Linked DNA regions of Homo sapiens: region 1 is linked to region 2. A link is an interaction called in ENCODE POLR2A ChIA-PET data of the cell type or tissue named here. Cell type or tissue: MCF 10A. All regions are shown on one strand. Each heading gives the region's core, and the rest is flanking DNA. Links, peaks and the distances in the headings are about the cores only.

Region 1 (11,805 bases), core at 1,578-9,577, 55 kb before region 2:
TTGTTTTTATGGCTTTCCCAAGAAGAGAGCAGCCCCTTGAGAGCTGGCCTTCTTGGTCAGGGTGGCCTTTATTTGACCTGGACTGCACAGCTGCTGCTGTAGCTTTAAGTAAAACAAGGAAGGGGAAGAGCAGCCAGAATTGGGCATATGTGTTGGAGCTGAGGCTCGCAACAAATACGCAGGGGCAACTGCAGAAGACTCATGCTCCCCACTTGGACATAGGGCACTTTTCATGAACTGAACACAGGAGACTGGTCAGCACTGTACGTCCATCTGTCTGTCTGTTTAACAAGACCTGAAGGAACAGCTTGTTTTATTAAATGTGGTAAACTGCTAAGAGGTTTACCTTGGTACAGTCCATTGGTGGGGCAATCAGATTTCAAAATGGGCATTTCCTTCAGGAATTTACTGATTTCAATGACATCCTGAAAAGGACGCAGCAGCTATCACCCTAAACTCTTACTGGATTTTACACTTTACAGAAATGCTAGTTATGCCAAATATATCTGCCACCATACCAGCTCAAAGGTTCAAAAACCCCCGACATCTTGAAAGAGGATTCATGCACAAAAGAAAGAGGCTGCATCAAACACAAAGGGATATGATGTCTGAAAATACCCAACCCAAGTCCCCAAAGTAGGCCACCCCAGCCCCCCTCACCTGTGCTGCTCATGCAGAGATTCGACTTTTGTTAAAAAGTCCTCATTTTGATCGGGTATAAAGTGACTATCGGAAAGATAGCCTGGATGATGTATGGAAGAATTATAGTCTCCAAAATGAGCTATCAAGACAGAAGAAGGGGAAAATCATAATTAGTTTTGCCTTTTTAATATGGTTTGCATTTATAAGCATCTACAGCATCATCAGAATAACATTAATTAGAAATACTCTTCTGGTAAGTTCTACACCACATGAACTGAAGCTTCTCACTAGCTCCAGATTCCACACTTATCTGAGCCTTCACTATAGGCTAAGATACTATCACACATGATCCAATCAAATTCTCATTCTCCCCAAGGACACAGAGGGAGAAAATTAGGAGACGGTGTTTGAACCTAGGCCCTGTTCTAATCCCACACCTCTTCCATACACTGTGGTCAGCACAGCAGTTTGCACTCATGCCACTGGATAAAGAGAACCCACTGGGGGAAATGCCACAATCCATATGCCACACACGGTGCAGGCTTTCTCTGCCATACCCCAAGGTTACCATAACACTGGACCAATCTGCTCTAAAAACTGGGTGTAGGCAGAAGGGAGGCCATGCCGACCTGACCACTCTCCACATCCTGACCCATCCCCTGGGATTCAGGGAGGTGTGGAAGAAAGGGGACCAGGATGTGCTCAGAGGCCACAGGGACAAAAGGTGGGTGGGAGTGGGGCTGAATGGTCAGGGCTCAGGCAACAGCAAAGTTCCTAGGGAGAAAGACACATTCTAAGGGGAGTCAGAAGATATGAAGAGAGATTCTGGGGCTATCAGGGGAATCACATTAGGGACCTGCAGGTGCAGAGGGAAAAGGAAGGGTGACTTCCAGACTAGCCCCTGGGCAAAATGGTACTGCTCCCTTGAGACCCTTGACTGTTGTCTGCCAATGTGAATTGAATTGTTGATGCCTATGATGTGATGGGCATTCTTGAGAGTTGTGCAGTGCTCAACCTGTACAAGTGTCCATGGCTGCCTCAAGGACTCAAACCATTTGGGTGTCTGGACCATTGAGGAAACTGGGAAAAAGGATGGCACCAGGTGAAGAGCAAAGGACCAGGCTTATGGGACCTGAGGACATCCATTTCCCTTCTCCACAAGTTTTCCCATTTGTCTAAAAACAGAATTGAGGAGATAATCTCTACCTCTAATGGGGCAACCGATCTCGTATTCCATTTTCTTGACAAACAAAACAAAAAAAAGCTTCTACTTCATCTTTAAAAAAAAAATTAGTCCTGATCTTTCCAAATATTTTAATGAATTTCTTCCTGTAGCTCGCTGCAATGCCAGGAGCCTCCTGAGGACTCTCAATTCAACACCAAAGATTTCCAAATCAAATAACTCCTTCTCTGTTACAAGGGCAGAGTATGGGAAAGATATGGTGATACTTTGTGGCCAATCTCAGAAGGGAAGTGGGTGAGACAGGTAGCTGCTTGGGTGAATTTCACCATGAAGTTGAAAGGGCAATGCAGCCGGGCATGGTAGCTCACGCCTGTAATCCCAGCACTTTGGGAGGCCAAGGCGGGTGGATCACCTGCGGTCAGAGGTTTGAGACCAGCCTAGCCAACATGGTGAAACCCCATCTCTAGTATAAATACAAAAATTAGCCAGGTATGATGGTGCATGCCTGTAATCCCAGCTACTTGGGAGGCTGAGGCATGAGAATCGCTTGAACCTGGAAGGCAGAGGTTGCAGTGAACCGAGACTGAGCCACTGTACTCCAGCCTGGGTGACACAGCCAGACTCTGTCTCAAAAAAGAAAAAAAAAAAAAGGGAAGATGCAAAGGTTATGTTTCATTCAGCCTTGTTCACCTAACTGCCCTCACAACACAGGGCTGCTCTTTTGAGATCCACACCATAACGAAGGGATCTGTTTCCTTCCTACACTGTGCCTCAAGTGCTGGGAGTGGGTCAGACTCACCTTTAGGGCCCCCAGCACCAGGCATGACACACAGTAGGTGCTCAGAAATTTGGGTGCTCAGAACTGATCTGTACAGAGGCTGATGCAAATTTCAGTTCTGGAAGGGGAAAAGGGCAGAGAGCCAAGTGACCAATGCATGCAGACTTGGTCAAGGTTAGACCAGAGGCTGTTAAGGCCAGCCAAATGTGGCCAAGCTGTGGAAAGAAATGTCAAGGCTATGTGGCTGGTGAGTTTGTGCAGGGTTAAGCGCACATGGTGCGTTCACAGGAAATCATTTAAATGCCCTGACACAGCATGCCCAATGAGGAAATTGCTAGAAAGCATTAGAATCACTTCCTTCAAAGCTCTCATGTTAAGAGTGAAGAAATTGCGGTCTGGAAAGGAAAAGACACCTTTGGGACAGGGTCAAGATCAGAACCCAGGTGATCTGAACCCCAGTTAGTGCTCCTACCACCCCACCAGCCTGCCTGCCAGGCCTGTGAGCCGCTGCTGGCCATTTGATGGCAGCAATCATGTCCCCAAAGGCCAACCAAATGCTGTAAATGACTTTTCCTGATCCTCAAGGTGGAGTCCTATGAACCTTTACTCTGTTGGTTTCATTAGCTCATGGAGATCCTCCTGGATCCCAATAAGGTTATCCATCATACCAGTTAACAGTCCCATCCCTGGTATCATTCTGCAAACATGAACAGCAAGGTTCTCTCTTTAGGCAAGTTGCTGACAAATGTTCTGAGCTTCGAACACAACCAATGAGCCTCCCTGTGGGGTGGTTTTCCCTTTAAATCCTAAGCGGCCACTCTGTGCAAAGCTCTGTGCTAACCACTAGGGGGAAACAAAGTTAAACAGTGATAAACATTTGCAAAACACTGGGCGGTTTCACATCGATTTCAATGATGTCATCCCACTTGTTACTCATGGTAACCCTGTGATATAGGCAATGCTTTTTATCCCCACTAAACACATAAGGAAACAGACCCAAAGGGGTCTGCCACTGTTGCTCAGCTGCTAATTTGGAGGCTAGACTCTGACCATAGTCCCTGCTCTTACCTACTTACTATACTATATGCTCCAAACTCCTAAGTAATCCATTTTCCTATCTGTGAGAAAGCAACACATGCAAAAGCTAATTATAGCAAACAAAAAAGGAAGTGCTTATGTGGGAAATACCTTGTCATTTTAAGTTCCATGCTTTCTTCTGGTTGATAATATTTTATGTTTTGCAGCAAAGAGAGGGTATATCCCAGGTTCCAAAGTACAGCATTTCAAGCTGCCCGGCTGTTGTACTTGGAAAGACTTTTACCTGCTATTCATTCAACTCCAACCTGATCTTAGAGGCGGTTCTCAGGGGTCATTCCTAGGACGTTTTCCCAGATGCTCTCCCCTCTCCCTAAGCAGGATGAAGTGCACCCCTGGTGGCCATCTCCACTGCTAGTATCATCCACATCTGCCTCCCTACAGGCTGTAGACTCCTTGGGGAGAGCAGTGTGTTTTATCCATCTGTGCACCCTGAGGCTGGTACAGACCTCTATGTGGCACAGGTGCAGGGAACATTCTGGAATAAACATATATTCCAAAAAATATACTTTATTCTTTGAGCCTCATAAAGCCTTGGCAGGCCATTAACAATTTTCCATCATTGTATATTTTTGGGTACTTTACCTGAAGATCACTTTTTTTTTTTTAAGAGATGGGGTTGCTCTGTTGCTCAGGCTGGTGTGCAGTGGCATGATCATGGCTCACTGCAGTCTCTAATTCCTGGGGTCAAGCAATCCTTCCACCTCAGCATCTCAAGTAGCTGGGATTACAGGTGCAAACCACTATGCCGGACTTTATTTTTTATGTAATAAGAAAATGTGCTTTTGGTTAGCTGGTCACAGTGAGGACTTATATCAGATGCCCCTCTTGGAAGAATTTAGCAAAATATATCATAAAATGTAGGTGTACCTTTTGATCCAGTAATTTCATATACAATAATTAATTTTTTTTTTGAGACAGAGTCTCACTCTGTTGCCCAGGCTGGAGCACAGTGGTGCAATTATGGCTCACTGCAGCCTTGACCTCCAGGGCTCAAATAATCCTCTCACCTCAGCCTCCCCAGTAACTTGAACTACAGGGGTGTACCACCACACCTGGCTAATTTTTGTATATTTTGTAGAGACAGGGTTTCACCATGTTGCCCAGGCTGGTCTCAAACTCCTGGGCTCACGCAATCCGCCTGCCTCAGCCTCCCAAAGCGCTGAGAATACAGGCGTGAACCACCGTGCCTGGCACAAGTATTAATCTTAAAGAAATGTATGCTCTGCAATATATATATTTATTGAGGGTGGAGGGATAAAAGCTTATACTTAAAACTGCTTGCCTGATAAGCCATGATTCTATTAGCATGACAGTAATGTGACTATTTCTACTGAAGCCAGTTTGTACTTTTTAGGTGCCCACAACTTCTTTAGCCCCCATTCTATCAGTTCTTTGCAGAAGGGAACCTGACTACTGAAGCCTGCGATAGAATTCTTTATTTGCTTTTTAAATTTTACTCTAAATAGAATTTACTGTTTACAACAGGCAATTCCCTGACAGCTTTCTTCTGGGCAGACATGAAAATACAGTAAGAGCTAACACTTGACACGTGCCATGCACTATTCTAATAGTTTTACATACAGTCACTCATTTCATCTTCACTACAACCCTTGAAGGAGACACTTATTATCCTCATGGGTCAGGTAATGAAACTGAGGTCTGGAGAAGCTCAAAGTCGGGCAGGTACAAGTGGAAAAGGCAAGACCTAGGTATATGGCTCCAGTCCAGTTCTCAATGACTCAGCCAGGGATGGTCCAACAATAAAGAATTTTTAGTTACAGATCACCTTCACATTATTGCTTAATTTGAACCAAGGTAGCCATATTGAGAGCTGTCTTAAATCACTCACCTCAGTTTTACAGGTGAGAAAACCAAGATTAGGAGAGGCAATCCCACATAACTGGCCACCGGAGACATCAGATTTTTTTTTTTTTTTTTTGAGACAGGGTATCACTCTGTCACAAAGGCTGGAGTGCAATGGCATGATTATGGCTCACTGCAGCCTCAACCTCTGGGGCTCAACAGATACTACCCCCTCAGTCTCCCTAGTAGCTGGGACTACAGGCACCGCACCACCACACCCAGCTAATTTTTCTATTTTTTGTAGAGATGGGGCTTCATAGTGTTGCCCATGCCAGTCTCGACCTCCTGGGATCAAGTGATCCTCCTGCCTCAGCCTTAGAAAGTACTAGGACTACAGATGCACACCACCATGCCCAGATAATTCTTCAGTTTTTGTAGAGACAGGGTCCTACTATAATACCCAGGCTGGTCTCAGACTCTGGGGTTCAAGGGATCCTCCCGTCTCAGCCTCCCAAAATACTGGGATTACATGCGTGAGCCACCACACCTGGCCAGGGATGCCAGGATTTAAATTGAATATGCCTATATTCTAGTTAGTGTTCCTGCCTCATAAACCTGAAGCTCAGGCTGTGAACACCAAACTTGCTCTGAGACATGGGGAGGCTCAGTCTCCTCAGCTGATTGGCCTGGCAGACACAGAGTTCACAAGGTCTACAGATCATAAGAATACAAACTGGTGACCATGCCACTTCCCATATGGATGTGAAATGGCCGGGCCTGTCCCAGGTATATTGTAGGGAGAAGGGAAGGTTCAAATCCACCCAGGCCCATTCGCCTGTTTTGAGTTTCCCACTAAGGAGGAGGCGATGCAGGTATCGATGGAGAGACTAACTCTGGTACTCGTCTTACTCGTGAATAGGGTCATCTTTGATGTCCCCTGCCCTCCACCTCCTGGTTCCATGCAGGTGGGTGGGTAAGCTGCAGGCCCAGCCACCTTGCTCTTCACCTCCTTCATTTCTGTTCTTTCCTGGTAGGGAAATAGGCAGACCTAGGGCCACCTCAGGAGTCCGTCAGCCTTCTCTTGCTATTTTGCCTGTTCTGAGACCAGAGCAGGGTGTGTAGTTCAGCCAGTGCCTGCTCTCAGACCTGATCATCTTGCTGCCTTATCTATCTATCACACAGTAGGTCAACAGGGTAATAGGCCAAGATGGTTTGGGCTTCTGGTAGAGGAGATTTCTTAGGTCTGGAGCTGCAAATGGCTCTACCTGAGTACTATGCTGATGAACTGTACTGCCACCACAAAGCTAGCTACTATAAAGTGACATTTTGCTCTCATCTGGCTATACGTTCTTTTCATTGTGCCTACCCAGCATCTACCCACAGGACTTGGAAGGGAATATACCCTCGATAAAGTTTTGCTGATTGAATGAGCGGATTCCTACTCCAGTTTAAACCAGCCTTCAAGAAAATTCCATCTGGACTTTCTATCCAATATGGTAGCCACTAGCGACGTGCGGTTAGTCCAAATTGAGATGTACCGTCAGTGTAAAATCCAGACTGATTTTCAAAGACTTAGTATAAAAAAAATGTAAAATATCTTGCTAATAACTTTGTACATTAAGTTAAAATGCTAATATTTTCAATATATTGCATTAAATAAAACATAAAAAACCTCCTGTTTCGTTTTACCTTTTTTAATGAGTGTACTAGAAAACTTAAGTTACATATATGATTCACATTATATTTCTATTGAATAGCACTGGTATAGATCAATATACAATCCATTAGCTATACTGCAACTCTGAAAAGAAATTCCTAAGATCCCAGTAGTGTTTTAGAGTAGCACCAACCAAGCAGCAGGGGTGACTCCTAGCAAATTTCTTAACCTAGCTGGGTCTAGGTTTCCATGTGTATAAGGGATGACTGATACAAATATTTGTCCCACTGGGATTTGTATGAAGATCAGATCAAATGCCTGAGCAAAGTTTCTGGAAAATGCAATGTGCAACAGCTGTCTGCTGTCTGATGGGCTCCCTTGGAGAAAATTTCACACCACAGTTCATTCATTCCTTTCCCCTTAACCACCTTCCTTAATCTAACATCCCCATGCTACAGGAGAGTGCCAGTCTGAGTAGAAACACATATCTGGACAGCCAGAGATATGCTGCCCAGCAGGATTCCTGGGGAAGAGGGACTTGGTCAAGCAGGAGGAACCAGTGACTTTCTCCACACACTGATCAGAACAACCTGTCCATCCGTGAAATGCTCCCTTTGTGACTTACATTGTACGGCATAGGACGCTAGAACCACTGCTGAGTTAAGAGGGCAGGTTAACCTGTCAGGAGAAAAACATATTAGCAAAGTCACAAGAACCAACAACAGCCTTAAACATTGACAGATCATGCGTAGTAACACATGTCTTTCTTTGCTTTGATCAACCATTACAAAACAACATGAATTGTAACAAAAGCAACTTTATGCTGCACATAAACAGTAAAGGCAAATGTAATACACTAAAATTTTTTAAAAATAAAACCTTTTCATGTTTAAAATAATATCCATCACAAATACCATGAAACTAAAGGACTAATGCTGGCCAGTGTTTTGGCTGCTCAAGAAGGGTCAGGCTCTTATCTCTAAGAGGGGAAAAAAAAGTAAAAAAATTGTACTCTGAGATCAATGGGCAGCCTTTAAATCTTTCTAGTAAAGACCTGAGACTCATCATAGGGCTCTCTAACTAAATTCCTGAGTTCTAATGACCCTTTGGTTCTAGATTACCCTCTTTCTAAAATAGTAACATCCTCTTAGGAGGGACAAGTAGAAAGGTATTTTCAATTTTAAAACCTGCAATTCCTTAATTAAATTAACTAATTACGATGACTTAGGATTCCTTTATCTATTTGCCCTCCTGAAGATCTACAGAGTTCAGTGATCTGTCTCTCAGTCTTCGTGCCATTCACTAGTAATCATGGACTTGGGTTGGCCTTGTTCTCCTTTCCTCTTAAACTCACTGCTTTCCCAGGTGCCCTGTTTCTGCCAATGACTCCACCTCTGTCTTAGGCACATTTTGAATCCTCTGATTGCTCCCTTTTCTTTTCTGCATTCAACTGCAGACTCCACGGCCTGCCCAGGAGCTCACCAGCAGACCTGGAGCAGGGGTCACTGCTGGGCAGAACAGGTTAGGGGAGGGCAGGAAGAAGGGCTTGAAGGGTGGGGAGGTCTCTGATAAACGGAGGAATCCTTAACAGCAACACTGGGAGCCACTGGGACTTTAAAAATTCTTCCCAGCACCCCAGTGGGAAGTGGGGAACACAGTTTCTATGGCAGCCCGTGAAGTACCCAAGATGTGAACCACTCCGCCTTTCTGACAATGCGGCCCTCCAGGGGTTCCGCTTCCTGTCCACTGCACTGTGTGCTGGTTCTGCAGCTGCATATGAAGTCGACTTTCCCTATCTGAGGGGCCCCCATTGTTCCTCAAGTGATGCTGTGTTCCTGCTGGGACTTGCAAATAATCTCCCCAAGGTTACAGATGAGGTCCAGGGATCTCACCTCTGTTTGTTCATCTGGAAATCTAGAGAGCTCGTGGGGAGGATAGGCAGAAACAGGATGAGTATCAGCTATTTGCTCTCCTAACAAGATGGGGTTTGATTAAATCTACGCCAGTGTCCTTGCTGGAGAAAGAGGAGGTGAATGGGATTTGGGGAACAACTTAGAAAAGAGGCTGAGGAGGTTCCCTCTAGATGGAAGAAACAATCCTATGAAGAAACCAGAAAGAAAAACATTCCAAAAACTGTTCCAAATACATACTAGGGAACACCAGAAGCCTCTGTTCTGCTCTCAACTTGGCCGCATGTTCCTAAACACATCCCTTTCTTTCACCTTGGGCTTCAGGGTCTTCACCTGCTGAGTGAAGGGCTTGGATGAGATCAACCATCTTGGAAAGAAGGAGATGACACCTTGAGTGCCGGCTACCATGGACGGCTCAAACAAGTCGGGACAATTTGACACCTAGGAAAAGTGCTCCATATGTTCCACTGGGCCTGTCAAAAGACCCACAGTTACAAATACACAAATCCACATCTGAGAAGCGTTTGGTAGCAGAGACCCTCTCCTCAGAGAGGTGGTGAGGACTTGACAAGGGCCACAGATCTAAGCCAGGATGTGGCCTTAACAGATTTGCCCTGATTCACATGGAAATAACAAGGGGCATTTTGTTTGGAGAAGAAAAACTGAAGACAACCCATTATTTGGAGAATTAGACTAGAAGTTCCTGAGGAGGCAAGGCCCTGGCCTTATTTGACCAGCGTAGTTCGGTGCCTGTCTCATAAAAAGGTGACTGCAAACTATCTGTGGAAAAGACTAAGTGTGCAGAAGAGAAGGAAAGAATGGGTTTCTGCAGCTGCTAAGGACAGCCTGGACCCAGGAGAGGGGTCGGTAATTTCAACCTTGAGTTACCCTAAAATGTAAAAATGCTGCCTCATGAAAGGGTGAGCTCCCCCTCACTGGGGGTGATCAAGCAGAAGCCTGAAGACCTGTAGATTGTGCTGGGGAAGTGACTCATTCCTACCTTGAATGGCAGGATGAGCTAAGTGATGAGAATTCTATAATTCTATGAGTGCTCAATAGTCAACAGCTCTGGAAATCCTTTCCTCAAGGTGTCTCTTGCTTCTAACTATCCACCTCCTCTCTCCACAAACTTCACTGCCATGCCCCCAGGTCTCTGGCCTGGATGCTACAATAGCTTCCTTGAAGGCTGTCCATTCCCTTCCATCCAGACTGAACCGCCCCTGGCCTCTGCCAGTCTTCCCTTGTGCACAATGATACTATCTTTGTGGATATGGCTCTTGCCACATCCTTCCTGCTTAAAAACCTTCAACAGTTCTCTTCTGCCTGCTAGATGTAAGATGCCCGCCTACGTAGGACACGAACAGCCCTCTCTATTCTCCTGTAAGCTCTCAGCATGTGGTTTCCAAGTGGGACTGTCGGGGGTGGGGTGTCTTCTCACTGCCCAGGGAAATCCACCTCCTCACTTCTCTACCCAACCCAATTCTGGCTCATCCTAGCAATCTATAAAGACTTTTCTAGCTCACACCAGCAGGAGCTCCTCAAGTCTTATGACAACTGTTGTCTCTACTGCCCATATTGGTTCTAATTGTTTCCTAATTGCTTCATGGGATACTGTCTCATTTCCCCAGTGAGACTCCAGCTCCCTCATGGTACAGCACGCTGGTAACCTCTGAAGACCCTCCTCTCCAGGGCTAAACTCACAGGGGTTGGGGGTGCGGTGAAGAGACTGGGAATAAGCTGTGCTCTTCCCACCAGTTTACCTGCTGCAGTTTCTTCCCTAAGTCAAGAAAAGGAGGTAGCTCAGGGACCATCGGCTTGGAATTTCCTCTCCCTTCTAGCTACTGAGATGGTCTTGGTAACACAAGAAGCACTGAATCACAGGCAAATGAGCAAAAAGCCTCCCAGAGAGAAAATGAGTCATCCGTGGGTACTAAGGGGCTCAAAAGTGGACCCAAATTAGGCCTGATCTGCCTTCCTGAATGAAGCCCATTGTACATTCTGGGTCCCCTCCTCCCTTTAAAATTTCTCAGGTCTTTACCAGAAAGATAGCTGCATCCTTTGTAATAAAACTGAAATAACATGAAACAAAGTTATCAATCCTTAGCCTCTCTCAGCCAAGACTGAGGTATAATAAAAACAGATGTCCAAAGCCTAATGCTGTACAGGATGCTTTGCACATCCACTCTGTTTAGATTTGATATTGTTACCAGAAATAAACACTCATTAGATTAAAACCAGGAATTTTGCTAGTCTAACAGGAAAAGAAAAATGTAAAATTCTCATTACCTTCCTTCGCAAATATCCATCTTCAGTTGTAAGAAATACAAGTGCCTATGAAACAATTGTTTTCATTAATTCATACTCAAACTGAAATAAGCAAAAAAAAAAAAAAAAGAAAGTTTGATGAGTCAAAGACAAGAGCTGTACATGTGAAAGATACATAAAAATACGGTTTTGGTCCAAGGTATCAGGTGCTACCTTACGCTCTGCAAAGCTGCCCTGTCATTACTGATGGCTCATGTTGATGCCCTACGTCTTGACTGGTGGGGGCAATTTTCTGCCAGCACAGGCTGTCCTATGAAGAGCTGAGCAGGGATGAATGGGGTGGAAACAGCCCACCAAAGATGGGCTGGTACTATGGGTTCCGCTGTCAGTGAGCGCCCCTGCCCTTGAGGACCAGAACCCACAGGGGCTCTGCACAAGCGGCGCCCACACACTGGCAGGGCCACTGTTC
Region 2 (11,805 bases), core at 2,513-10,512:
TAGAGAATCCACTGGAAGCAGGAGAGGGCATGTGCAGATCATGGCAGTGCTGACAGTGGACCAGCTGCTTTCAGAGAAGCATCATGCATAATTTTTCTTGTGTTCCCTGACACTTTATTTTCTACAAGAACCATGAATGCATTTGATAACCAGAGCAGGGGAGGGGACTCGGGGGAGCCAGTGGGGAAGACTGAGCTCAGAGGCCAACCTCCCCTCCCCAGGCCCAATGGTGGCTGGCGGTCAAAAAACAGCTGATGGAGCTGGTTGCTGCCTCCCTCACCGAGAACCTCTGGGCTAGCCCTTGAGCTGATGTGGCTGAGGGAGGTGACATGCATGGGCCAGGTCTCCAACCCCACTCCTACGCCAGGGGACCCTCATCAGCACAGCATTCAGGCAGCCATGGCCCCTGCACAGTCCTGGATGCTCCCTCTTGGAATATCCCTTCAGTCCTGAGAACCGGGACCTGTGGTCCTGGCTGAGGAGGGACCTTCACTCACCCACAGCGACTCTCAGCACTGAACACAGATCAAAGCACTTGTCTGGAGGGTCAGGGGTCTGACCACAAAGTGAGGGACCCCTTTTCTATGCCAAGTTTTGCCTTAGTTTTCCACATTAGCTCATTGACAACAGTCAACTTAAAGGGAATAGGTGCAATTATGATCCTCATTTTACAGGGTGGAAGTTGATTATACAATTTGGGTCATTATTGTAATGCCCAACTAAATCAGAGTTGAGAGGCCAGGGGAAAAATACTCAGGGCACATAACATTGCTCCAAAAATGTAATTCTCTGCAAGCGTGGCTGCTAAAACTGCCTGTTATAACCTAAAACCAGTTTTATTTAATAACTACTGAAACAAATTGCTGTGACCCTAAGACTAGTTTTATCTGCTACCATCATGCAACAATCAGAGCTTGCCAGCTCCCGAAGAGCTTCTCTAGTGCCGATGGACTTTTTTCAAAACAATACATAATATTTCTCATTCTAATAAAACTCCCAACATTCTCTTTGTTTTCCAAACCAAAGACCACCTAGTCTGTATAGATTTCCCAAATTATTATTCTTACTTCCCAAGCAAAATGTTTTAAATTTAGAGAAACATCTGTTTTTATATTTTATTTGACTTTGACAACAGATGATTTGTCTAGGCACAGACTTGGGTTCAAATGTTGGCTGCAGCCAGGCACAGTGGTTCACGCCTGTGATTCCAGCACTTTGAGAGGCTGAGGCAGGAAGATCAGTTGAGCCGAGGAATTCAAGACCAGCCTGGCAACATGGCGAGACCCTTTCTCTATATTTAAAAAACAAACAAACAAACAAAAACCAAAAAGACAAATCTCGGCTGCACTGCTTACAAACACTGTGCTCTTTGGTGGTTACTTCATCTCTCTGAGCCTCAGTTTTCTCACCCCCTCTGTAAAATGGGGCTGGAAGGAATCAGTCAGATTTTGAGGCTAAAATGCACTGTTTGTTCCCTATGGGGGCTCAGTAAAAAAAATTCACTTCACTCTACACTGCTTAAACATTTACTAAAAGCTTGTGTATCCTAACAGTAAATCATGGGACCTCAATTTTCCAGGACTATTCCAATTTCAAATCCTCTGTCCTAACTTTCCATATAAACCATCAAAATGTTTCAAAAATTCCACTCTCTCAGTATCCAAACACTTCTCAGGCCTCCTCTTGCACAAAGCAGTGGCACACACATTCTTTTTTCACACTACAGATCCCGTTCTTTGGTTCAGAAAACGCAGTCAGCACAGTCCTGCCGGTCCCCTAAAGGAAATGGGGTCAGTGCTCCACTGCAATTCAGACTGGGCTGTTTCCCGGCACATCTATGTAAAGGCAGCCAGGGGGAGGCCGGGCCACAATCAGAGCATCACCCACAGAGGGACATACACTGGGCAGAGGAGTTCAGCCCCCACCTACTTGTACCTGGGAGGCAGCCTGGCGACAGGGTTGCTGTGAAGATTAAATGAATTAAGTTACTATTTGGAGAGCACTCACAACAGTGTGTGGCAACCAATAAGTACAGATTAGTGCTGATAACTAAAACCAGAGGCATCCCTGCAGAAGTTACTCCTGCCTCAAAGACAACACAGTGGCATTGCTCCCATCCAGGTGAAAACAAGGAGAATAGGCACTTAGCCCTGGGCTAGGTGAGGCCTGGCCCATGTACAGAGATAAAGCAGACCCGAACCAGAGCAGGTGGGTTCTGCATTAGTGAACACCAAGAGGCTGGATTTGGCTGGGTGCGGTGGCTCACGCCTATATCTCCACACTTTGGGAGGCCAAGGCAGGAGGACTGTTTGAGCCCAGGAGTTCGAGACCAGCTTGGGCAACATAGTAAGACTTTGTCTCCACAAAAAATAAAAAATTAGCTGGGTGTGGTGGCACATGCCTGTAGTCCCAGGTGCGAGGTACAAGGAGGACTGCTTGAGCCATGATCGGGCCACTGCACTCCAGCCTGATGACAGAGTGAGACCTTGTCTCAAAAAACAAAAAAGACCAGGTTGGACTTGGAGAAGAATCACCACGCCTATGATCCACAAAGTCTCTTCATGCCTTTGCCCCTGCTGTTTTGCCTGCCCTAAATGCCATCTTGTTCCTAAGTTTGAGGCTTAATTCAAATTATGCCTTGAAGTTAGAACTAACTTCTCCCCATGGTTAGAACTACGCTCCACAGTGTCTCCTGATGCCCATCGGAATGAATGGCTGCATCCTCTGGTGTCTCTTGCACCTAGCTTATCCTTTTAAAGTACTTACAGGACCATGGACAGATGGATGGGGACGCACATACACATATACAAACTGTCTTTCCAAATCCACCATGAATCCTTCCAAGGCAGGGGTTCAGCGTTCACCTCTGTAGCCCTATGGCCTAATACATGGTAGAGACTCAATAAATGTCTCAATTTGCTGTTAAATCTGTGCTCACACCTGGTCTTGGAATAACAAGTTAACCTGGGGGCAGTGGGAAGCTTCAGGTGCACACACAAGCAGAAGCTCTGGAGATGCAACATTTCTGGGTCTTAGAACCCATTACCAAATCAGTTTTCAGCCAGGGGCTTACCAAGCACTTCTCAGGTCCTTCTCGGCCAGAGGAAAGAAGACATCTATAAGATCAGGCTCTGAGGTCACCTGGACCCAGCCAAGAGCAGTGTGGACACTGACCTGGTCTCCTCCTGTCTCTATTAGAGTTGGAATGAAGAGCTGATGCTGGGTAGGCTACTGCACCCCCACCAGCCCTTCCAGACCAGGGTATGTGCTGGGTGCCTTCAGCATTCCAGCTTCTACAACAGATCTTGGGAAAAGATAAAGAGGCATTGTCCCTGCTTTCCAGGACCGCAATGCTGGAAGGTGAGCTCTCCTGGGAAAAGATGTAGGGACCACAAATTGCTGGTCTTTTCTCAACCACCACAAACCCGGAGGGTTGGGGAAAGGCAGGGTGCCATGTCTTCTCACTCCCTCCCATCCCCAAAGCTGAGCCCTTCTGGTAGGTTATGCCTGTCCTAGAAAATGTCTCTTGTGTGCCTGGACCTGTAGTTCAGAAGGTCAAAATTGGTCCCTCTTGCTCCTGGCCCCACTCTACCTTTGCCAGCTCAGTTTCCTTATCTGCAAGGTGGGGAATGGGGTGGGGTTTGGCAGCAACAAACCCCACTGTGTGTGAAACCTTCCAGTTCACAGCCAACAAAGCGTTGCTCTCAATTCTCTGAAGCCAATTACCACCTCGGAACCCCAGCTTTTTCCAGGGATAAGATTTGTCTCTGACCTTGCCTCCCTAACCAGGTCTCTGAGACTTGAATGAGAATGCTTAAAACTACCAGAGTATCTTCTGTATGATAAAAGATGAATCGAGGGGTCAGAGACATGACTGATGATATGGTAAGGGATCCTGAATCTGCTTCCATGGTAACTTGGGCTTTTTCTCCTGCTCCAAGCTGTCTGAGGGCCCACCACCTGTCTGGCCTGACCAGGGCCTGCCCTTTCCTGCACGGAAGTGGATGCAGGCAACCTGGATTCTCTGGGGTGCACCCCACATCCCCACTCAGCACTACATCTGCCATACAGAAGTTCAATAAATGCCTCAGCTACTCTGAAATGCCTTCAGTAACTTGACCTTTTATATTCCCCAGCTAATGTCTAATTTGCATATATGAGTCCTTTTTAGGAGATGGCAAATCACCAGAGAAAACGCAGGATCAATACAGAGTATTAGGCACGTTCTATTCTACTCTAATTCTCTGCAAATTGGTATTCCATTAACTGCATGTGGGATTTATGGGAGCTCGCTATAAACTAGAATATTTAACTAGAATGGCCTACTCTGTCAGATAATAGCTTACTGTTGTTAATTTTCAACTAGTCAATCTCAGAAAAGTTTCCAACTTCCAATATACTTCACATCTTGATTTAATCATCCGGAAAGTCATCCATATCAAAGCCTCCATACAACAAAGGGACAGGCAGCTTGATGCAGAAGAAAAAGACCTGCCCTTGGAACCAGGAGACTTGGGTTACACCCCAGCTCTACCACATACTGTGTAATTGGCTGCTCAGAGCCTCCATGTCCTCATCTGTAAAATGGGAGTGACACCAGTCTCACAAGGGAGTTGTAAAGATTAAATAAGACGATACAGGTGAATGTACTCTGTAAGTTCTATAAGGCTATGCAAAGGTTAGTTATTACAAAAGCACAAGATGAAATTCTCAAACAACTCGGGCTAATGACAGAAAGCAAGAATTAAATTGGTGGTTCTAAAGGGGTGCTGGGGTGGCATTTTGCTCCCTAGGGGACATCTGACAATACTGGAGGCATTTTTGATTGGAACAACTGGGGAACAGGAATTGCTACTGGAATCTACAGACCAGGGATGCTTCTAAACCCTACAATGCCCAGGACACAAAGAATTATCAAACCCTAAATGTCAATAGTGCAAGGCTGAGAAACCCTGATCTAAATAATCGCTTAAAGTTGGATTTGGGAGCTTTTTAAAACAGAAATCTTCCTAAGCAGGCTTTACTTTCTCCCATCATCTGCTTAAACATTTGCAAGATGGATCATCTTGCAAAACAGCTCTTTTGTAAGTGAAGCCAACTGCCAACTTCTGGAGTTTCTGAATGTATAAAACTGCTTTTAAAGGAGATGCTCTCTGATTACAATTCGGCTAAATTGTTTTTCCGAAGGCCTTGACTTCGGCAGAAGTTCTCCTGGGCACAGAGACAGGGTCTGTCACTCCACCACTAGGCCCTGAAGATGGTTTCCTAATTCTAATTTCCTCCTGAAATGAGAGCCACGAGGGTCTCTAAACGAATTAAATTCACATCACGCCAACTGCTTGCTAGCTTTGTGCCGGGCACGGTGCCAAACACCTCCACATAATTTATCCCACTTAATCCACTCAACAACCCAGCGAGGTGGGCATTATTACCAGCTGATTGCAAGGGAGGAAACTGAGGACCAGAGAGGTTAAACAACTTGCCAAGGTCACCAGCTGGCCAAGGGGGAGCCCAACTTGAACGGAGGTCTCCAGTTTCCAAGTCACAAGCTCTTTCCACCAGCTTGGAAAACCCAGGTGTCAAGTTGTCTCAACTTCCCATGAATTTTTAAGGCAACCGCAACTTCTCAGTAAGTTTAGGTAGCTGAAAATGGGAATTTCGGGGGGGCTGGGCACTCTCACATACACTCCCCCATCTGCAGCTGTCTCACCGCAGGTACCTGATAAATCATTCCATATCGTCCGCGGAACGGGGAGGATTTATTGGCTCTGGAGTTTCGTGCCAGGCCCAGGAAATGCCATCTTTGAAAGCCGAGAGGCGGATTCGCCCTGGGAGCCGAGCGCTGGCAGCCGCTCTCGGCTAGCTCCCCGCGGGCTGTGTGCCCCCTCGGAGCCCCGAGCCGGGGTCGCGGCGGCACGGGGTCCTCCGGAGGTGCCGGACGCACGGGCTCCGCGGGTTGCGCCCGCCCCTGCCCGGCTGGAGCGCACGCCCACGCTCCGGCGCCGCGTCCCGGCCGCCAGCCCGCCCCGGCCGAGCCCCACCCGGCGCCCCGCCCGCGCCCTCCCGCCCCGGCCCCGCCAGGTGAGCGCAGCGGGGCGCCCCCTCCCCGCCCCGACGTGGTGCGGGGATCCCGGTGCAGCCGCACCCGCCAGCCCGCCCGCGCGTCCGCCGCGCGCCCCAGGGACGGGTGGGGGCGGGGTGGCGCCGAGCGCGACCCCGGCCCCCGGCAGCCCCGCACCCTGCCCCCGGCCCGCTGGGGTCGCACGGGCCCGTACCTGCAGCATCCGGGGGCGCGGAGCGCCCAGGTAGGTCGCGCGTGCGGGCGGCGCGGAAGCTCGCTCGCGGCGCGACCTGGCCGCCGTCTGAGCATGCCCAGTGCCGCCCGCGGGCGGTTCCCGCCGGCCGGGCTGGCCGCGACGGGCCCGCGCGCCGGGCGGGGGGCGGGCGTCCGGGCTGGCCTGCGGTGTTCTCCCGCCCCCGCCCCGGGCTGGCGCGCCCCGACGCATCTCCTAGGGGCACCGGGGCTCTCCGCCGAGCTCCGGGCAGGTCCTGAGTTCCCTCGCGCATGCATGCAGCCATTCGTTCCACAGCCATGACTGGGCACCTACTGTGTGCCAGGCCCTCAGTGATTTCATGCCTAGGGAAGGCAAGAAGTCGGCGCCCAAAGAAACTTTGAAATGAGGAGTCTTGCACGACGGGTGCGCGGTTGAGCTGAGGTCCCGCTGACTTCCAGTCCAGTGCTCGTCCCTTGGCACTAGTAAGCTTCCCTGGTTAAACCTCCCCAAGGCTCGTGGGACCCCTACCTGATCTGTGCTCCTGCTTCCCACCTCCGTCTCATCTCACACCTGCCTTCCTGCGGATCCTAGAGCGCCTTTCTGTCCATCAAACACTCGAACTTCACTAACCTCAGGACATTGGCGCCCGCCTTTCCCTCTGTGGGACGTTCTTGCCCAGCTTTTCACGTGGCCGGCGCCTTCTCATTGTACATAGGTCCCCTCCTCAGAGAGGCCTTTCCTGACCACCTTCCTCGATTAGCCCTCTGCTCCTGACCACTCCGTGTACTCTGTTTTCTTCATAGCATTTAACAGTGATTTATCCATTTTCAGCAAATATTTATTGAGCACCTATTCTGGTTTTTCTCGCGTGGGGAACAAATAGACAAAAATTCTGTCCCCCAGTGGAGTTTGGGGAAAGAGGGACAGGTAACAGATAAACAGCAAATTAGCAAACTATGCATTATATTAGAAAGTGATAAGTTCTAAGAGGAAAAAGAGCAGGGTCAGGAGATTTGGGGCTGGAGGTAAGCAGTGAATTTTCAGTGAAGCGGTCGGATAGGGCCCTTGAGCTGATGGACGGTCTGATTGGGTGACACTGAGAAGGTGATAGTGGTATTTCAGCCACGCAGATAAGCAGGGAAGAGCATTCCTGGCCGAGGGAACAGCCAGTGCCAAGACCCAAAAGAGCGCCGGACCGCTTAGGGAACGGCAAGGAGGCAGAGGAGCAGATGAGGTTGGTCACTTTGGCTTTTCCTCCGATTTGTTTAATTCTCATGTTGTATTTCCCTCCTAAATGTCAGCTTTGGGGCTGTAGCTCTGCTTGTCTTTACTGCAGTGACCCCCCTGCAACACTGTCTGGCACACACTAGGCGCTCAAACATTATTTGTTGAATATGTGAACGAAGGGATGCAGAGATGGTTGGAACCCTCCAGTCGGGCCTGGGTGCCAGGTCCTGGGGGCAGTCGTTCCAGGGATAGACTGAGGCCTCGGCAGCCCCTGGAACCTCATTTCGGTCCTTGTCCCGGAGTCGCACGTCCCGGGATAGCGCCGCTGCAGCGGGTGCCGCCCGTGCATCGCGTCGGGGGGATTTCCGACGGAGCCCGGAGTCCAGGGGCAGGACCGCCCGCGCCCCGCCCGGCCCGGCCCGGCCTCGAGTCGCCAGCAAAACCTGGAGCCGCGGCGCCCGCTCAGCACCACTCGGACGGGCGGGGAGCGCACTGGGCATGCTCGGAGCCGGGCGGGGCCGGAGCCCCCGGAAGGAGGAGCCCCCTGGAGGGGCAGGCGACGCCCCCCGCAGAGCTCCACCCAGCGCCCCCGGGCTCAGCAGGAGGCATTCTCTGTCCTTTCCCCACTGCCTTATCCTCTCTGTGCTTCAACCATTGTGAATACCTACGCTTCGATCTGGGCACCCGAGTGGAAGTTGAGTGAAATAAGGAACGTGAACGTGTTTAGACCACCTTAAAGATCCATTTCTTGAGTGCCTACCAAAATCAGCCGTCATCCTCATGCCAGTTTGCCAACTGCTGAGATGAGGAAACCGAGGTCAACGGAGGATGTGTGAATTTTCGAAGTTGTCTTAATCTGCTGACCCCTAGACTGAAATTACCTTTTCTTTTCCCACAGCTAACAGCTGTTAGCTTAAACGATGCCCTCAACTTTGAGCTAGGAACATGCTTACACCTAAAGGAAAGACCTAAATATTTTAAAAATCATGCGTTTTAAATCACCATAACAGAAGCAGGAACAAAATGAAAGAATACTCCCCAAATTGGAAACAAACTAAGTACTCAATAACAGAGGGATGATTAATTAGGTTATGGTATATTAGTTGAAATAATAACTATCTTACACTAAGTTAAAAAGACCATGTTGCAACAGGGAAAACACGGTACAATGTTAAATGAAAAAAAAAAAAACCGCAGAAAACAGGTCGGGTGAGGTGGCTCATGCCTGTAATCCCAGCACTTTGGGAGATCCAGGTGAGAAGGTAGCTTAAGCCCAAGAGTTCAGGACCAGCCTGGGCAACATAGCAAGACCCCATCTTTACAAAAAAAAACTTATCCAGGTGTGGTGGCATGCACCTGTGGCCTCAGCTACATGGGAGGCTGAGGTGGGAGGATCTCTTGAGCCAGGAAGGTCAAGGCTGCAGTGAGTTGTGATGGCACCATTTGTACTTCAGCCTGTATGACAGAGCGAGATTCTGTCTCAAATAAAAAAAAAAAAAAAAGCTAAAAACACAAATAGATTGTATAAACATGGTGTTGACACATTCACCAAGACTGGAAGGAAATATGGGAAAATTAACTAGTCATTTTTTTGGAGTAGTAAGTTTGGGTGTTTTTTAAAAGTTTATTAATGTCACAATGACATGTTTGCAATAATAAGCATTTAAAAGATCAAATTAAAAATTCTTGTTTTGTGTATATCCAGTTACAGTAACTGCTATTATCAAGCTCAAGTACGATGAATATTTTATATATATTCTCTCTTTAATCCTTACCATCACTCTACAGAGTGGGTGTTTTAGCTCAGTTTTACAGAAGAGAAAACAATCTAGGGGCTGTTCACAGCTGTTAAGGGGGTGAGGATTTGAACACAAGTCAATCTGATCTCAAAGTCAGGGTGTTAGGTTTTAGGACACACTGCCTCTCTGTGTAGTAGATTACCATGTATTGATGATAAGAGAAGCTATATGTCATCTAATTTTGTAGGGTTTTTTGCCTTATTTTCTCTACCCTTTGATGTGTTTGTAGGCTACAGATTACCTTTAAATGTTCTAGTCTCCTGTTACTGTTTTATTCTTGGGGCCAAAATGTTAAAGTCTATCCTTTTAAGCTGTTGCATCTGGAGTGACATAAGGTTATTATTACCAATGACAGTTGATCTTATATCATAAGCTCCCAAACCTTACGTAAATGGGGCTTTTGAATGGGCACATAATCTTCTTAGGCTATTGTTGAACTCAGCCAAGTGTAGAGCAAATTAAAGCCCAATTGGGAATAGAGCTGTACTCAGTCCCAGATCGACTGGTCCAGAGAGGACCCACATAGATTATCGTCTCTGGGCATTCACTTTGGAGGCAGGATCACAACATGATGGAACCACCTGGTCCATGGACTCCTCAGGGACTTTTCTGTGATGAAATGACAGAGAGCTGATAGTCCTGATGATGTTTGCTGAGAGAAAGCCAGGACCGTAAGAGCAGCCCTCCTCCTGCGAAGCTCAAAAATATAGTCACCTCTCTCTCTTAGTGCCAGTAGACTGTACCTGGCTGAAAGATCCAGAAACCGTGAAAAACAATAACAACAAAGAAAACAAAAGAGCATCATTTTATTGGAGAGTAAGATACGCTACAAACTGAATATACATCACAGGTAATGGACCAGATTCGTAAAAGAGGAACAAGAGATGAACATCTAAACATAGTTATTAGCAGCATTCCCAGAAGCTGCCATTGGGGCAGAAAATCAGGTGCCAGGCACTGTATGCAGGCAATTGGTTAAGGGAATTTATAGGAAGAGTTTCCTGGAAGAATCACTGAGGATTGTCATTCGCATCAAGACTTGGGAAGTCTGCCCTACTTGTACTGCTCCAGTGATTTACAAAGCAGTGCTCTGAGCTGAGATGCTAATGCTCATCAATTATTTGTGCTGTTAATGCAAGCTTATGAAGAGCCCGAGAATCCATAAATACATGGGCAAGTGGTGCTGTTAGAATGACATGAAAAGAATATGATGTAAAATACACATGGTATGGTATGTGGGAATTCAGTAGGTTGAACTATAAATTGCCAGGCAGGGTGCAGTGGCTCCCACCTGTAATCCCTGCACTGTGCGAGGCTGAGGTGGGAGGATTGCTTGAGGACAGGAGTTTGAGACCAGTCTGGGCAATGTAGTGAGACCCTGTCTCTACAAATAAGAAAAAAATTAGCTGGATGTGGTGGCACCCATGTGTGGTCCCAGCTACTTGGGAGACTGAGGTGGGAGGATCACTTGAGTCAGGGCGGTTGAGGCTGCAGTGAGTCCTAGTTGTGCCACTGCACTCCAACCTGGACAACAGCAAGACTCTGTCTCAAATAAATAAATATGAAATTGCCATTTTATGGGTCAAAATGGTTGAACATCGGTAACTTCCTGTATTTCAATTTAATGCATACACATAGAACAAAAACTAGAAAAACTGCACCAAAATATTATTGGTGGTGTGTCTGACTATTGCATTTATGTGCAGAGAGGCAGGCTACAGAAGTTATCTTTTACAAATTAGGAGAATTTCAAGTCTTTGGGTGTCTATTTTTTGTATGTCTTTATAGTTCTCTAAATCTTATGTATGTTTCTTTCATAATCTGGAAAAATGAAACAAATTCAAAAGTTGGCAAGCTAAAGAAAATGATGTAAAGAGAGGGAAAATGACTACTCCAGAATTGCTCAAAAAAAAGTGAGAGGCTCCTTTCATGGAGGGTGAAGCCCACCCTGCCTACCGACAAAGAGTCACCAGGCATGGTGAATGACAGCAAGATGTTTATTTCTGGCTCAGGAGCGAGAAGGTGGTCAGCCAGGAGCATGCTAGAGAAGCGTTAGTCAAATTCAGGACACTTCATCCCCTGAGCCTGTGTTCTAAGGCTCCTGGACTCGATGAATCTCACTTTGAGAAACACAAACATTTCAGCCTAATGTTTTATCCATTGAAAAATGTCTTTCTCGGCTGGGCAAGGTGGCTCATGCTTGTAATCCCAGCACTTTGGGAGTCCGAAGCAGGCAGATCACCTGAGGTCAGGAGTTTGAGAACAGCCTGGACAGCATAGTGAAACCCTGTCTCTACTTAAAAAAAATACAAAAATTAGCCAGGTGTGGTGGCACATGCCTGTAATCCCAGCCACTTGGGAGGCTGAGGCAGGAGAATCGCTGGAACCCTGGAGGCAGAGGTTGCAGTGAGCCAAGATTGCACCACTAACTGCGCTCCAGCCTGGGCAACAGAGTGAGACTCCATCTCAAAAAAAAAAAAAAGTCTTTCCTCTGCAAATTATCA

The links. ChIA-PET counts read pairs that join two places held together with the same protein. Peaks named below come from ENCODE experiments on the same cell type or tissue, not always from the same donor. Only the 100,000 strongest peaks of a DNase experiment are listed, where the experiment ranks them.
Region 1: POLR2A ChIA-PET joins it to region 2 with 11 read pairs; 3 of 35 experiments call an interaction of 5 or more read pairs at or near these places.

Annotation. Positions count from the first base shown.
Region 1 is chr9:109,437,454-109,449,258 of GRCh38, forward strand. It overlaps PTPN3 (protein tyrosine phosphatase non-receptor type 3), which reads right to left. Exons shown (of 26, transcript NM_002829.4): 6 at 11,358-11,402; 7 at 7,787-7,839; 8 at 661-781. Among named protein-coding and RNA genes, the nearest start is that of PTPN3, 55 kb to the right of the region's middle. In MCF 10A, for the core only: a CTCF peak has its summit at 3,426 (motif pointing right); DNase peaks (open chromatin) are centred at 3,478 and 5,428.
Region 2 is chr9:109,491,944-109,503,748 of GRCh38, forward strand. It overlaps PTPN3 (protein tyrosine phosphatase non-receptor type 3), which reads right to left and starts at 6,364. Exons shown (of 26, transcript NM_002829.4): 1 at 6,276-6,364. In MCF 10A, for the core only: no CTCF peak of the experiment used is centred there; a DNase peak (open chromatin) is centred at 5,738.